Linked DNA regions of Homo sapiens: region 1 is linked to region 2. A link is a contact called in ENCODE Hi-C or POLR2A ChIA-PET data. All regions are on one chromosome and are shown on one strand. Each heading gives the region's core, a stretch centred on a gene start or an enhancer-like site at or near the end of the contact. The rest is flanking DNA. Distances are from core to core; before and after follow the strand shown.

Region 1 (6,981 bases), core at 2,461-4,960, 350 kb after region 2:
CAATATTAAAATTGCAGCATTTTCTTCTGTCTTGCTTTGCATGAAATAGATGTTTGGTAAATGCTTTTTAAATTACAAGTTGTTTTATGTTTTGGGGGGATTTTCTTCTGTAACAAGAAGCAAACCACTGAAACCCAACTCCTAAGCAAACGTTTTAGAGGAGCTTCATGAAACATTACCCCCAGCTAGTTCTTTCTCCACCTCTATATATGATAACCCATTTTCTCCTCCACATTTTTGAGTATGTAAAGCCAGTTGTTCCTGACTAGGTGCATTTAATTTGGGGTTCTGGCATTTGTATTCACTTGAACAAGATGGATGATAATAGTAAAAAGTGTACAAGATTTGGGTTATGTAGATGGAGTCAAAATCCTGGTTGTGCCACTAAATAGCTATACATTACTGTGAAAGTTATTAACCTTTCTGTGCTTAATTTTCTCAAGTAAAATAGGAATAAGAATTGGACCTACCTCAAGATCTGTTGAGAAGATTATGAGAGAGCTGATGGATCTAAAAGATTGGCGCTTGGTAATGACTGTCAATTCTTTCTATTACTTCTGTGTGTAATTCATCACCTATTCTTGTTCATCACTTGCGAAAATTGTAACCCCTTTCTGTACTGAGTAAAATGGAAACCTGTGTCTGCTCCTAGAGCCCCCTGTTACGGCCTCCCTCTACTTGTTATGAATTGATGTCTTCACCAGGTCAAATAGGAATGAGCCACAGATGGCCATACTTTGGGACACTTGCCATCAGGTGGAACTTCTCATCTGCTAGGCAACCACTCAGGGTACTCTCATAAGTTCATAGTGACTTGGAGTCCAGGAGAATAATGTCCAATTCCAAAGCTGCTGCTATTTTCAGGAATATCAGTGATTTCATTCATCAGTATTATCTCAAGGCCTTGAGCTACTGATGGACACTTGGATGGAGCAAGGTCATAGGTGTGAACACCACAAACTACACAGTGAGGGGGGCTCTGCCATACACTTGTTTGCAATTTGTTAAGGGTAAGTAAGGCGACTCAGAATGCAAATCTACCATTCACACAGAAAAGGAGGCATTGCCTCCTGTGAGAAGGCTGGCATTGTTTAATGCAGTAGGATTAATCTGCATTGATTAAAACTGCCCAGCTGCTCATGTCTTCGAGACTCAGGTGGCTTACTTTGGTTCTGAGATAAGAAAACAATACACTCAGTGGGTTAGGCAATAGCATGAGGCCATGGCCTGCCCTCCCCCTTTCCCAAGTGAGATGGTGGGCAGCATGCCCCTCGATCAGTCACGACCTCATCCAGGGGTCTCATGATTGCCAGATAAGAGGAAGCCATAAACGGAGGGAACAGGGTTAGAAACTCTATGTTATGGCTGGCTGCATAGTATTCCATGGTGTATATGTGCCACATTTTCTTAATCCAGCCTATCATTGTTGGACATTTGGGTTGGTTCCAAGTCTTTGCTATTGTGAATAATAAAAAACGATGAGTTCATGTTCTTTGCAGGGACATGGATGAAGCTGGAAACCATCATTCTCAGCAAACTATCGCAAGGACAAAAAACCAAACACCGCATGTTCTCACTCATAGGTGGGAATTGAACAATGAGAACACATGGACAGAGGAAGGGGAACATCACATACCGGGGCCTGTTGTGGGGTGGGGGGATGGGGGAGGGATGGCATTAGGAGATATACCTAATGTTAAATGACGAGTTAATGGGTGCAGCACACCAACATGGCACATGTATACATATGTAACAAACCTGCATGTTATGCACATGTACCCTAAAACTTAAAGTATAATAATTAAAAAAAAAAGGTACTGGGAGTAAAATTAAAAAAAAAAAGGAACTCTATGTTAGAAGGCCAGCTTTTAGTCTTAATCTTGTCATTTATTACTAGTGGGGCCTTGGGAAGTTACTGAACCTCAGTTTGTTCATCTACAAATTGTGAGGTTCACATCACAAAGTGGTTGTGAGACTCAAAATGAGATTTGACTGAAGTGTTCTGAAAATATAAGATAGGTGTTGCTGTTATTACTTTGGTGACTCCTGTCAGGACAAAGACATATGCAGTTCTTAGTGGTACTAATGGTGACAGTGGCACCCTCTTTCTATTTGTTCATTATAAACGTGTGCAGCTTTAACAACAACTGGTAAGATCACTGAGCTGTAAACAGGACTCTGCACATCCAAGCAACAGAGACTGCTTTCCTGCTGAGTTATCCATTTCCACACTACAGGAGAATTAGTTTGAAGAGACCACCTGCTGTACACACGCGATGCTTTAAATAGACACATCTGAACTAGAAGCTCTTGGTGTCTTATAATAAAGGAAATTTGTGCTTTAGGACAACTTCCAATATGGCTGGGGTAAATGTCAATGGTGTGTAGTCTGTTGGGGGTCACAATATTGTTTACCTGGATGTGACCCTCATTGTCACTGAGGCTTAGGAAGGGTACATGGTAAGGATGAAGCAGAAATGGTTTACATCTATTCTTAGCAGAGCATGTAATCACTGCTCCAGGGATGAGATGCTGTGAGCAATTATAAATGTTTCCATTTCTTTGGCGGAAACATCCTTCTTTCATTTATTCAGTAAATATTTCTTCAGGGTTTATTACATGCCTTGCACAATCCTAATTGCTGGGGATACCGAATCCACTGAACAGATTTTTTTCCTCAAGAGGCTCACAGGATAGTGCATAGTTACTTGTAATTTTCTAGTTTCATCTTGTGAATACAAAAAGAGCATTTGGTATTTAAATATCTGCTCCATTTGAGGAGTATCATGTTCTTTTTAGATGGTAACAGGATATCAAGAAACCCTTCTATCATGGAAAGACGCTAATACAGTCAGTTCCATGTTAAAATGGACAAATTGGGGCAGGTTAAATCTTTGTGAACTATCTGGTTACTTATAGAGTGAGAAGAGCAACTTGGGGTTCAAAGCAGTACCTTGGAATCAGAGTTTCTGGATTTGAGTCCTGGCTCTGAGAGATGTTAAGAAAATACCATACCCACTCAGAGATGCTGTTTTCTCATTTGTAAAATATAGAAATCATCCCTACCCCCATACATTGTTGTTCTGAATATCCAAGAGAGTGTAATTTATTTCCATCCTTTTAAGCAGTATCGATTTTAAAAAGCACCATCAATGAATAAAAGCATCTTTTTCTTGGAGAGGGTGGACACAAGACTCTTCTGATTTCACAAGCTGAAATGTATTTTGTAGAGAGGGGAAGATGTAAGTCTTATAATCAATGAAATATGATAATTCAGAATGTTTAAAACTAGAAAATCCCAAACAAATATACTACTGCTCTCTTTCCACCGGACTCTTAACCAAATAGTCACACATAAGAGGATTAGCCATAGAACACTATTTACACCTCAATTTCAAGAAGCAATGCTTTGTCAACATTCTTTCATATGATGATACAAAAATAATTTTAATTATTTGGAGCTCAGAAAATATTAGACGGTTGCCATTTCATCACCTCTTCTTTTTCTAGTTTTCCTGGGATTTCAGAGCCAGATATGCACAGAAGGGGCCCAGTCACATTACTTTAGGCTTTAGAGGTACACTTAGAGCTTTTCTCACCCTGGCTGCTTTTCAAGTCATCCTGTCAGGAAGGACGTCATTAGGAACTATTTGAGGAGCGTGGCTCCCCTCCCAGATACGCACTGGAATGCTCACCTCCGTCAAGAGCGCTGAGCTCTGGTGACTGGAAGGATTTGGGGTGGATCTCTCCAGGCTACTGCCTAAGGATTTTACTAGCTTTTACTTCAACCCGACTTAGCTCATCTCTCAAGTTGCCAACCTGCCTCTGTGTTGAAGTGGTGACGTGGAATTTTCCATTGCTAAAGACTTACAGATGTTTGGCTTACAAATCCAAGAGAGAGGGAGTGTGTGTGTGTGTGTGTGTGTGTGTGTGTATGTGTGTTTGTGTGTGTGTGAGAGAGAGAGAGAGACATAGAAAAAGAGAGAGAGATACAGAGATGGAGAGAGACAAATAGATTATGAACTAAATTCATCAGAATCCAACTTAACCAGAAATTCTAGACAATATAAAGAGTCTATCTTTTCTGCACTCCACAAAGGAAGAGGATGTATGCACCTATCTCTTGTACTTCTTTGCTACTGACCATTAATAACTCAGTTATGGATACCATGAGGGCAAGGATGTTATCATGTTTTCTTCTGTATCCTAACACCTGGCATAGCGTGTGGCACACAGTTATCAGCTAATAAATGCTAACGTAAGTGCTTGCTGAATTGGATGAGTTAAATGAAGAGTTCTGATAAACAGAAATGATCCTTTAGCTTACCAGATCTAATACTAAATAGATCAGCCTTTTAGAATAATTTTTAATAACACACTGAATTAAGGTATGTCTTTCTCCATTCCTCCTCACCCCTTCTCTGTTTTCAGATAGAATTGGGATCATTTGTTTTGACTAGAACAATCTCTTGCAGCTTGGATGGAGAAACTTTACAGAGGTTTCAGCCAAACACTCATGAATTCTTTAATGTGTGAAATAAAGTAAGTTTTATAGGCAAATAACAATCTGAATCCCTAACTAGCTATTTCATATAATATGCATATAACTCTGAAAATTACATACATCAAATTTCAATTTGGCTTCATGCATGCTTTGTTTTATAGATTCATAAAGGCAGATTTTCTCTGATTATCAGACTTATTGCAAAATGGAGTCAACACAGAAACTTCCTGAAGTTGGCAAAGCTTGTTTTCTTTGGCTGACAGGAGTAACTGATGTATTATTATTTTTTAAGGCTCTGAGATAAATCTGATTCATGTTTGAATCATAAGTTTATTATTGATTTTTAGTGTGGATTTTGCATAAGATACTCAATTTAGAGAATACTCAGCTTTCTCATATGCAGAATAGAAAAAAAGTAGTTACCTGATCAGATTTTTTGAAAGGTAAATGCAACAGCAGTTGTAAATGGCATAGTCCATTGTTAGGAATAGACTAGGTGTTCAATAAATGAATAAAAAAAAACCGTGAAGCTCTCCTGAAGCTTTATATTCCCTGTCTATAAAATGGAGACATCACTGATTTCCTGCTTACATTACAAGACTGCTGTGAAGATCAAATGAAGAAACAGATAAAAATGTTTGGTAAACTGAATTGTACAGTATAAATAGAAAGCGGTGACAAAAGTAATTCATACCAATGCAGTTTTTTAAAAATATCCCAACCTGCCTACACAACTACTTCCTCTCTCTGAGATTTATCTCAAAAGTGGAATTAGATTCCTGTCTTAGCTGTAAAAATAAAGCCACAAAGGGCATCATGCATGAGAGAGTAAATGTGAAACTCTGTGGGGGAAAATGGAAACTTCAGATATTATTAGGGCCTAGCTGCCAATGGTGATTCTCTCAAGATTTTATTGGCAGGTTGAGTGAAAGTGCCAGAGTGTGGATGCACAAATTGTAGTTTAATTGGTGTGATTTATAGCTAATGGTGCATCAGAAGGAGGAACTAGGAACTGTGCCTTCTAATTTAAGGCATAGTACCTAAGACTGCATCCACTAGGTAAGAAAACCTTCCTTGGCAAACTCAAATATTAAATCTTCGCTGAATTTGTCTTGTTCTTTTATATAAAAATCATGGAGCCAGGAGCTAAAATAATATCTAAGTTTCCTCTTTGCCTGACGCCATCCATGCAAAATGTGACTTGCTTCTTCAGCAGCAGCATGAAAACAAACTAATACACCACTATTCCTAGGTAAGTAGAGCCACAATGGGAAGACCACTAAGGGAATATGGAGGCTCACAGAGGCTAGTCAATTTATCCAAGGCCACGCAGCAAAGCTGGGACTCAAACTCAAATCTTCTAGTCCTAGTTTCATTCAGTTTTTTTTTTTTCCTACATTGATTCTAGACTTTGTTCTACAAGTGACTACTTTTCTGTTTTGTTCCTGACATGAACATGTCCATGGCTGTCTCAGACTTGTTTGGTTACCCTAAGTAACCATTTAGCAGCCAATTTCTGATATGACTATAGATACATCTCTATAAGTGAATTCTATAGGTGATTTGGCATGATCAAAATGAAAAGGCTTTGTTTGAGTTCCCCAATATACTGCTCAAATGAAAGCTTCTCAAAATATCATTTTGAGATACGACAGGTCTTTCCTTCAAATACAACAGATACTTTTCTTTTGCAGCACTCAGCATACATACAACTATTTATTTATCTGTAAGTACTTGCTTAGTATCTGTGAAGAACATTGCAGGTACCTGACATATGTCTAACTGATGGAGTGAGGCTGCTAATGTGGCCATCTCTCCCTCTTCCTGATAAGAAAGTGAACCAGCCATTTCAAAATGTGGAGAATTCGATAAATATGTTCTACTCCTCTATAGCCCTCCCACTAAAATAATTTTCAATTTTCAATTGAGGTGAAAGGAAGAATCGGCAAAGAGACGGATTGAGAGAATTGTTTATACTCATAACTTCGTTCTCAACATAATTATCTATTTCTGAATCCTAAAAATCACCTAGCTAGATTCTCCCTCAATCTGAAGATTACCTTTTACTCCTTGAGATGCTAAATGTGTTCCTATTTATCATATTAATATTGCGAGTATTTTGTGTTATGCAGCCAGAAAAATCACATAATGGGAACTTACCCACAGCCCCCAAACTCATAAACAGGAGCTGAATAGAAATTCCTCAGTGCAATTTATGGTAACAATTTCATGCTCAGTTTAGTTACTTCCATGACTCAGAAAAGAAATTTCTTTTGCTTATTTCAGTAATTTTTTTCTAAAAAATTGTTCCCCTAATTTTTGGCAAAGGATCTATGAGAAAGTGAAGAACTCCCTGGTTGTACATGGATTTGGAATTGTCACTTAAGTGAGGCCAAAATGTAACCCTATGCCATTCATTGCATAGTACCATTTGTTATAAATTTGACCTCTAAAACAAAGATATTACAAAGCCATTG
Region 2 (6,705 bases), core at 837-3,336:
ACTGCCTATTATAAAAGATTTGTGTTCTCATAGGTCAGGGTTCCTCTCTGTAATGCAATGTACTGTACGTGCTCAGGCATCTACGTAGCCCCAGCTGCATCATCCCCATGAACTTGGGGCCAAGGGGAGCTGACACAAATATGCCGATACTCGTGCTGCTCGCTGCACCATCAGTAATTGGGTTCTTTGTTTCTAGCAAGGAGTCTCATATCTTCTACCAGCATCCATGCAACCATGACAGGATAACTTGATAGCCTGCTAATAGGGTAAGATCTCGGACCCTTCACAATATTATTCTTCTCTGGACTTTTAAACATTTTTCATTTTTCCAGTTTTACTTACAGAAATATCTGAGTGCCAGCTAGGTTTAAGGTTAGATGTGAGGAATGTAAAGAAAACCAGTTCAATCCAACAACTATTCAAGTTCTTACTACGTGCAGGGATTTCTGCTAGGATACGCAAGGATTGCAAAGATTTCTGCTCTCCAGTAATTTGTAATATATTAATAACTGAGAGAATAGAACAAGCATTTTAATAGCCTTCAACACAGAGCTTTAATAGGTTAGTGTCATGTAAATGTTAAGAAAATAATAAATCCTATAATTCAGTTGAAGGTTAAATGCTTTTTGATAATGGTTATCAAGAAGAGATAGGATTTGAACCTTAGGGGTTTTAGTTAGTAGAGGTTGTAAGGCAAGGGGTCCAGGAGAGAGGATTGGAGTGAGCAAGTACAATTTACTCATCGCTTTGCTCCTTCCTACTCAGGGACTTTGCATATGGTAAAGCATCACTACTCAACTTGGAGCTCTTTCTCCTCTTTATCTGGCCAATTCCTTTATATCTTTCAGATTCCAGTTTAAATGGTGACTTTTTAGAGTAACTCTTTAAGAAGTCATTCCCACTCAAACAACATGCAGATTTGGTACTTTTGTTATGGACTCATACAGCAACCCAGCCTTCCCATGTCTCTGCACTTAATATTTGTTTTCTCCATTATGGTAGAGACCATATGTGTCATGGTGTCTCCAGTGCTTATCATGCCTGGGCCATAACAAGCTTTTGGTAAGTGTGTGTTGAATGAATGAGTGAATGTTCAAAATATGGTCATAGTTTGGTGAGGAAACTTCGTAGACTGGGGCATAGGAATTATATGAAGACTGGGTGGAATTGGGGTGAACAAAATGAAAAAGGTAGAATAAAAAAGACTAAGGAAATTGAATTTCATACAGTGGACTTGCAGGAGATTTTGAAATTTTTTGAGCTAAAATAGATAAAAATCAGTTTGAATTTCTTTCTAGAAAATAACTATTTGCCATTTGCTAGTGTAGGCAAATGAATCCTTTCCTCTTCCAATGTCTGATGAGATGGCCTGGACATGAGAAATGCTCCCCTGCTGAAAGCAGCCTAGTTTATCTAAATCTCAAAGGCCAACAGGGTAGCAGGGAAGTGGGTCCTGGTTTTTTTCATTGCAAATAACCACTTTTTTTTTTTTACCTTTATAAGCTCCCATTTAAAACACAGCTTACACTCTTTACCAACAACATGTATGAAGCCACTACTTATTTTCCTATTTTCCATTAATTCAAGATAAGTTACTGTTGGTGAGTGGGAGATAAGCAGTGCTGATTTAACAGTAAGCTGATAAATTTACAGGGGAAGGCGAAGATACTTGCCAATTTCTTCAGTGGTTTCCAATTTCATCTCCAGCAATGATACAATTTTTTGAGGCATTTTAATATGTCCAAATCCTCTTGAGGACCCCATTGCTCCAGTACTCTTTCCTCTGATGTTTAGAGGTCTGGGGTCCCAGCTTGGGCACAATTGTATCAGATGACCAGAGATCACCCAGGACTACGACTATAGCTCTGGTGACTTCACGGAGAGAGAATGCAGCCTGGACCACTCACATGTGTCAGTCATTTTCTCTTGGAATAGGTGATGTGAAGGAATCTCGATGTGTTTTAAAGCCTGTGAATGAGGCATTGAGAAAGAGAGAGCTCTGGACCAAATGGGTTTCATTTTCTTCCTTAGCTTACTTGGAGCTCTTGCCACTAGGGGGAGGATGTGAAAAGAACCAAGGACAATTCTTTGCTTCTTTGCTCTCATCTCTGAAGCTGAGTCAGAGGGCCCATTGTCACAAAAGCTTTGTGTAGCTTTATGTTAATTTCACATTTTGCATGGCTGGAAAGTGACTATCAGCCCGTATTCCCTGAAAATCTGGGGAAATTTTTTTTTTCCTAATTATACAGGGAGGCTGGCAATGACACCCGATTCCGAGTTTGCCCATTAAAATAAATCAAAGAAAAGAATGATTAAAAGAATGGTAGAAAAGAAGAAGAAAGAGCTGTCAAAACATTATATACTTTGCAATGTTACATCATAACCTGGTGTCTCTCATCGATTACTCATTTTTTCTTTGAATGACTATTGAACACTATTTATGGTGCCAGGCACTGTGCTAAGCCATGAAGATATAAACATAAAACACAGTCCTGCTCTCAGATTGTCAACAGTCTATTGTAATAAATATTATGATGAAGGGTAGTATAGGCTGCCAAGGGAATGCATAAGAGAGGCTTATATTACCCTAAGCAGGGATCCGTCGGAAGGCATTAGTTTGAAAGGATGTGTGAAAGACAGTTTGGTTAAATGGATTTGGTGAATGGTGGTGTGGAGTACGTTGTGTGGAAAAGGCAACAGCACTTGCAAAAGCCGGGAAGTGTGTGTGAGAGAGCCTGGTTCATTTGGGAATGGAGAGAATGGCTGGAGCAATGGGTTAAGGGTAGGGAAATTCAGAAGGTGAGGTTGGAAAAGGTGAGGCTGGCCTTCAAGGTCTTTTTTACTTTATCCATGAGTAAGAGGAATCACTGAAGGGCATTAGGCTAGGGAGTAGCTTTGAAAAGAAAGGTGGCCAGGCATGGTGGTTCACCCTGTCATCTCAGCAGTTTGGGAGGCCAAGGTGAGAGGATCAGTGGAGCCCAGGAATTTGAGACCAGCCTGGGCAACATAGCGAGCTCCTGTCTCTATAAAAATTAAAAAAAATTAGCCGGGCAATGGGACACATGCCTGTAGTCCCAGTTACACAGGGGGCTGAGGTGGGAAGATCTCTTGAGCCCAGGAGGTCAAGGCTACAGTGAGCCCTGATTGCACCACTGCACTCCAGCCTGGGCAACAGAGACCCTGTCTCAAAAACGAAAACGAAAAAATGAAAAGAAAAGGAAAAAAACCAAAAGGGTGTTTGCCTGCCCTTTGCTGAGTCCTTCAGCGGTCAAGGCTGTGTATTTCACCTAGATTCCCTGTCCTAGGTACTGATCTGGAAAACCCTAGACATCTGCCCCTTTCCTGGTCAGAGAAGACCCCTGGCCTGGCAGAGCCTACAGCTCCAGCCTCAAGGTACCTGATTGGAGAAGTCCTCCTCATTGTATGACTTGGCTGCCTTGGACCTCACTGGGAAAGACTAGGGAAATAGGATTTTGGGGTCTTGACTTTGGAATTCATTTTCCGCACTGGGGTATAGCAGAGCTGAAAAATCTCACTAAACTCTCAGCATGGTCTGTATCCTTCCTGTCTCCAACAACAAGGTGGGGCATTCTTCCTCAAAAATTCTTCACATGTAGGTGTTGCCTCATCTCTTATCTCACACACATGAGCTCATTTGAGCTCTTTGGCAACTCCGTGAGCTGGGTACCATTGCTCCTGTTTCATAGATGGGAAAACAGGTTCAGAAGGCTGAAGTGACTTGTCCCAGGTCACAGAGCAAGTACGTGGTAGAACTCATAATCGATTGTGCTGCACACTGCATAGATAAGTCACCCCTGTTCCTTCCACCAATTTATTTTAACTGGGTACATGGCACAAATTGTGAAATTATGTGTACTCTTAGGGACACATCATCCCTCATCCTCCAAGAAACTGTTAGTACAGAAGTGACAAATGGGTTTCATCTTCATGCCAATACCCTTCAATTGACCGTGGCTGCTTAGAACAAAGTGATGAGTGTTGTGAGGCCATATCTTGGTGCAGCAGTAAAGAATACATGATTGATTGGTAGTATCTGATATGAATGCAGGAGAGAAAGGGGGCAGCACATATGCCATTTCTAGATTATATATTCCCCTTAGGCTGCCATAATCCTGCACTGGCCATGACATTTCCACTGACTCCCACCTTCATCCCAACACCCATTTTGCTCATTTTCTCTTATTCCTTCCCTTCCTTGCTGAAATTGTTCCCACCCATTTAACAATAGCTTCAACTTACTGAGGGTTTAGTGGGTACCAGGCACTTTGCGTATATTATTTCTAATTCTCCAACAATCATGTAAGGTAGGTAGAGACAAAAACAAGACTTAGAGGGGTTAAGTAGCTTGTTCAGGGACATACAACAAGCTGGAATTTCAACCCTGAAGCACATGGAAAACTTTGCATTTTTATAATGGGTAATGAAAACCTTCATATTCACTGTTTGCTTTGAGCCTCACAACAGCCTCGGGAGGTAGTTTTCTGGGTTTGCAACTGAGGGAGCTTGAGGCTCAGGGGAGAGGCGCTGATTATTTAGTGACATAGTCACAGCTCCTGACTCCTACCTCAGGCCTTTTCCTGCTACTACCTTAGGCTCTGGGGAAGAGCCCTTGACTCCACAAAGCTATCTCTTAAGAACTGATCTATACTACTGTGGGGAGAATTTGGGGGCCCTTCATTGATTTTACTCCTGCCAGCCTTACCCTGTTTTCAGCTCTTATCATCAAGAAGGTCTTTCTTTTATTGTTAGCTCTTTGTGTAATTTAGGTCATTTCTTTAAAAAAATTTGTTGAGAAATTCACGTCACATAAAATTAACCATTTAAACGTGAACAACTCAGTAGCATTTAGTACACTTACAATGTTGTGCAACTACCACCTCTATCTAGTTCCAAAATATTTCCATCACTCCAAAGTAAAATTCCTGACCTATTTAGCAGGTTTTTCCCCTTCCCCACTCCTCTCAGCCCCTGACTAACACCGATCTGTGTTCTGTCTCTATGGATTCATCTATTCTGGATGTATCACGTAAATTGAATCATACATGTGACCTTTTGTATATGGCTTTTTTCATTTAGCAAAATATCTTGGAAGTTCATTGTGTTGCAGCATGCATCAGTACTTCATTCCTTTTCATGGCCAGTATTCTATTGCACACAATCAGTACCATGATTTGTTTATCCATCCATTCGCTGATAGACATTTGGGGTCTTTTTACTTTATGGCTATTATGAATAATGCTGCTATGAGCATGTGCATACATGTACTTGTCTGAATATATTTTTTCAGTTCTTCTAGTATCTATGTAGGCGTGAAATTGCAGGGTCATGTGGTAATTTTACATTTAAAAGGCCCACTTCTGTTTGTTTGATCTTACTGGATGTAGATGTACATGTTGATCATGAAGAAAGCCAGCCTTTTCTGAGCTATATAATTTTGACATCTGGCTTTATTTGGGAAACTTTTAAACCAGGGTTACCCATTACAGTTACAGTTTCCCTGAGGGAAACCCTAAAATAGGCATTTAAAGAAATAGTAGTTCTTTCTTATCACATCCATCCTATGTGCCAAGGAGAGTGCTAAGCACTCTTTGGACATGAGTTTTAGTCCCCAGAACAACATTGCCTAATGGTAATTATTATACCCCTTTTACAGATAAAGAAGCTGAAGTCTAAAATGGTTAGAGAGCTTGTTCAGTGCCATGTAGCTTCTAGTGGTGGGATTTGAAGCTTTGGATGTCTGACCCCAAAGAACATCTTTCTGCTACACCAAGCAGTCTTCCTCAAGAACTTTCTAGGCTGCTGCTGTCAGCTATGTTGTTGACCTTTTATGAGAAATTACTAGCCAGCTTTTGCTGTGAGATTTTTTGCAATAAAAGCATAGCATTTATCAGGATCACTTTGATTGGTAAATGCAGAAATCATAAAAGGGGAATATAAAATAATAACTGTATAGGGATAGTTCAGGAAATCCAAAGGCAGTAATGCATGAAGGTCTCAGAAAGGATTGGAAGTGGAGCTTGGAAAGTTTCTAAGAACCAGGGAATTTTCTATCTCCATCTCTTACCCACGCTTCTCTCCGTGTCTGCTGCCTTATTTCTCTACATTGATTGGTTTTCTCTGATATCTAGTGCATGGGATAGAAAATGGTATGCCACAGTGTCTGCATTTATATCTCCCCTGTTCAAGGGAGTAGCCAGCTGAGTCTGGCATCACTTAGTTCCAATTTCAAGTTGCCAGGGAAGGGACTTCTATTGGCTCCACTTAGATTGGTCACTGAACCTTTGACTGAAGACTATGGCTACATAGCAGGTCCACATTATACATTCGTGCTAAGACCATTTGGAGGGAAATGGATTGATAATCCTTTGCAAAATAGGTGAACATTCATTGGTGGAAGACCCAGAGATGACAAAGCGTATCCTCTCCAGCTTTCACGAGAACATCTGTGAACCAGACATGAGAGAATTTGAAATGGAGAAACTGCAATACTCTAAGCTGTTATAGGCAGAGAGGGATGTCTGTGAAACATTGGAAGTAGCCTGTATAGTAGAGGACCTCTGGATAGTGTAGGAAACTTCTAAAGGTGGTACTTGCATCTGGAAGTGGTGTTCTTCTCTCTAGAAGGAGACACATGCAACACTGTTCAGCTCCAGAGCAGCTGCAGAGATGCCAGCAGGACTGTGA

Evidence for each region. A loop is a pair of places that touch in the nucleus more often than their neighbours do. ChIA-PET counts read pairs that join two places held with the same protein, here RNA polymerase II (POLR2A). Pooled maps may share reads with other maps.
Region 1: a loop to region 2 is called in a pooled map of heart left ventricle, with 2.0 times the contacts of the local background. The contact joins two enhancer-like sites. A Hi-C loop is called at or near these places in 3 of 50 pooled maps. POLR2A ChIA-PET finds 5 or more read pairs at or near these places in 2 of 52 experiments (Caco-2 and WTC11).

What each region holds. Positions count from the first base shown.
Region 1 is chr11:83,637,959-83,644,939 of GRCh38, forward strand. All of the region lies in intron 18 of DLG2 (discs large MAGUK scaffold protein 2), which reads right to left. It overlaps DLG2-AS2 (DLG2 antisense RNA 2), which reads left to right. Exons shown (of 12, transcript NR_187249.1): 2 at 444-528; 3 at 4,432-4,542; 4 at 5,644-5,756. Among named protein-coding and RNA genes, the nearest start is that of DLG2-AS2, 3.8 kb to the left of the region's middle. Within about 2 kb of position 3,711, at least 5 of the 41 ENCODE cell types and tissues checked have a DNase peak (open chromatin) inside an H3K27ac peak, as active enhancers do.
Region 2 is chr11:83,291,090-83,297,794 of GRCh38, forward strand. The region is part of intron 1 of CCDC90B-AS1 (CCDC90B antisense RNA 1); the gene reads left to right. Among named protein-coding and RNA genes, the nearest start is that of CCDC90B, 8.1 kb to the left of the region's middle. Within about 2 kb of position 2,087, at least 2 of the 41 ENCODE cell types and tissues checked have a DNase peak (open chromatin) inside an H3K27ac peak, as active enhancers do.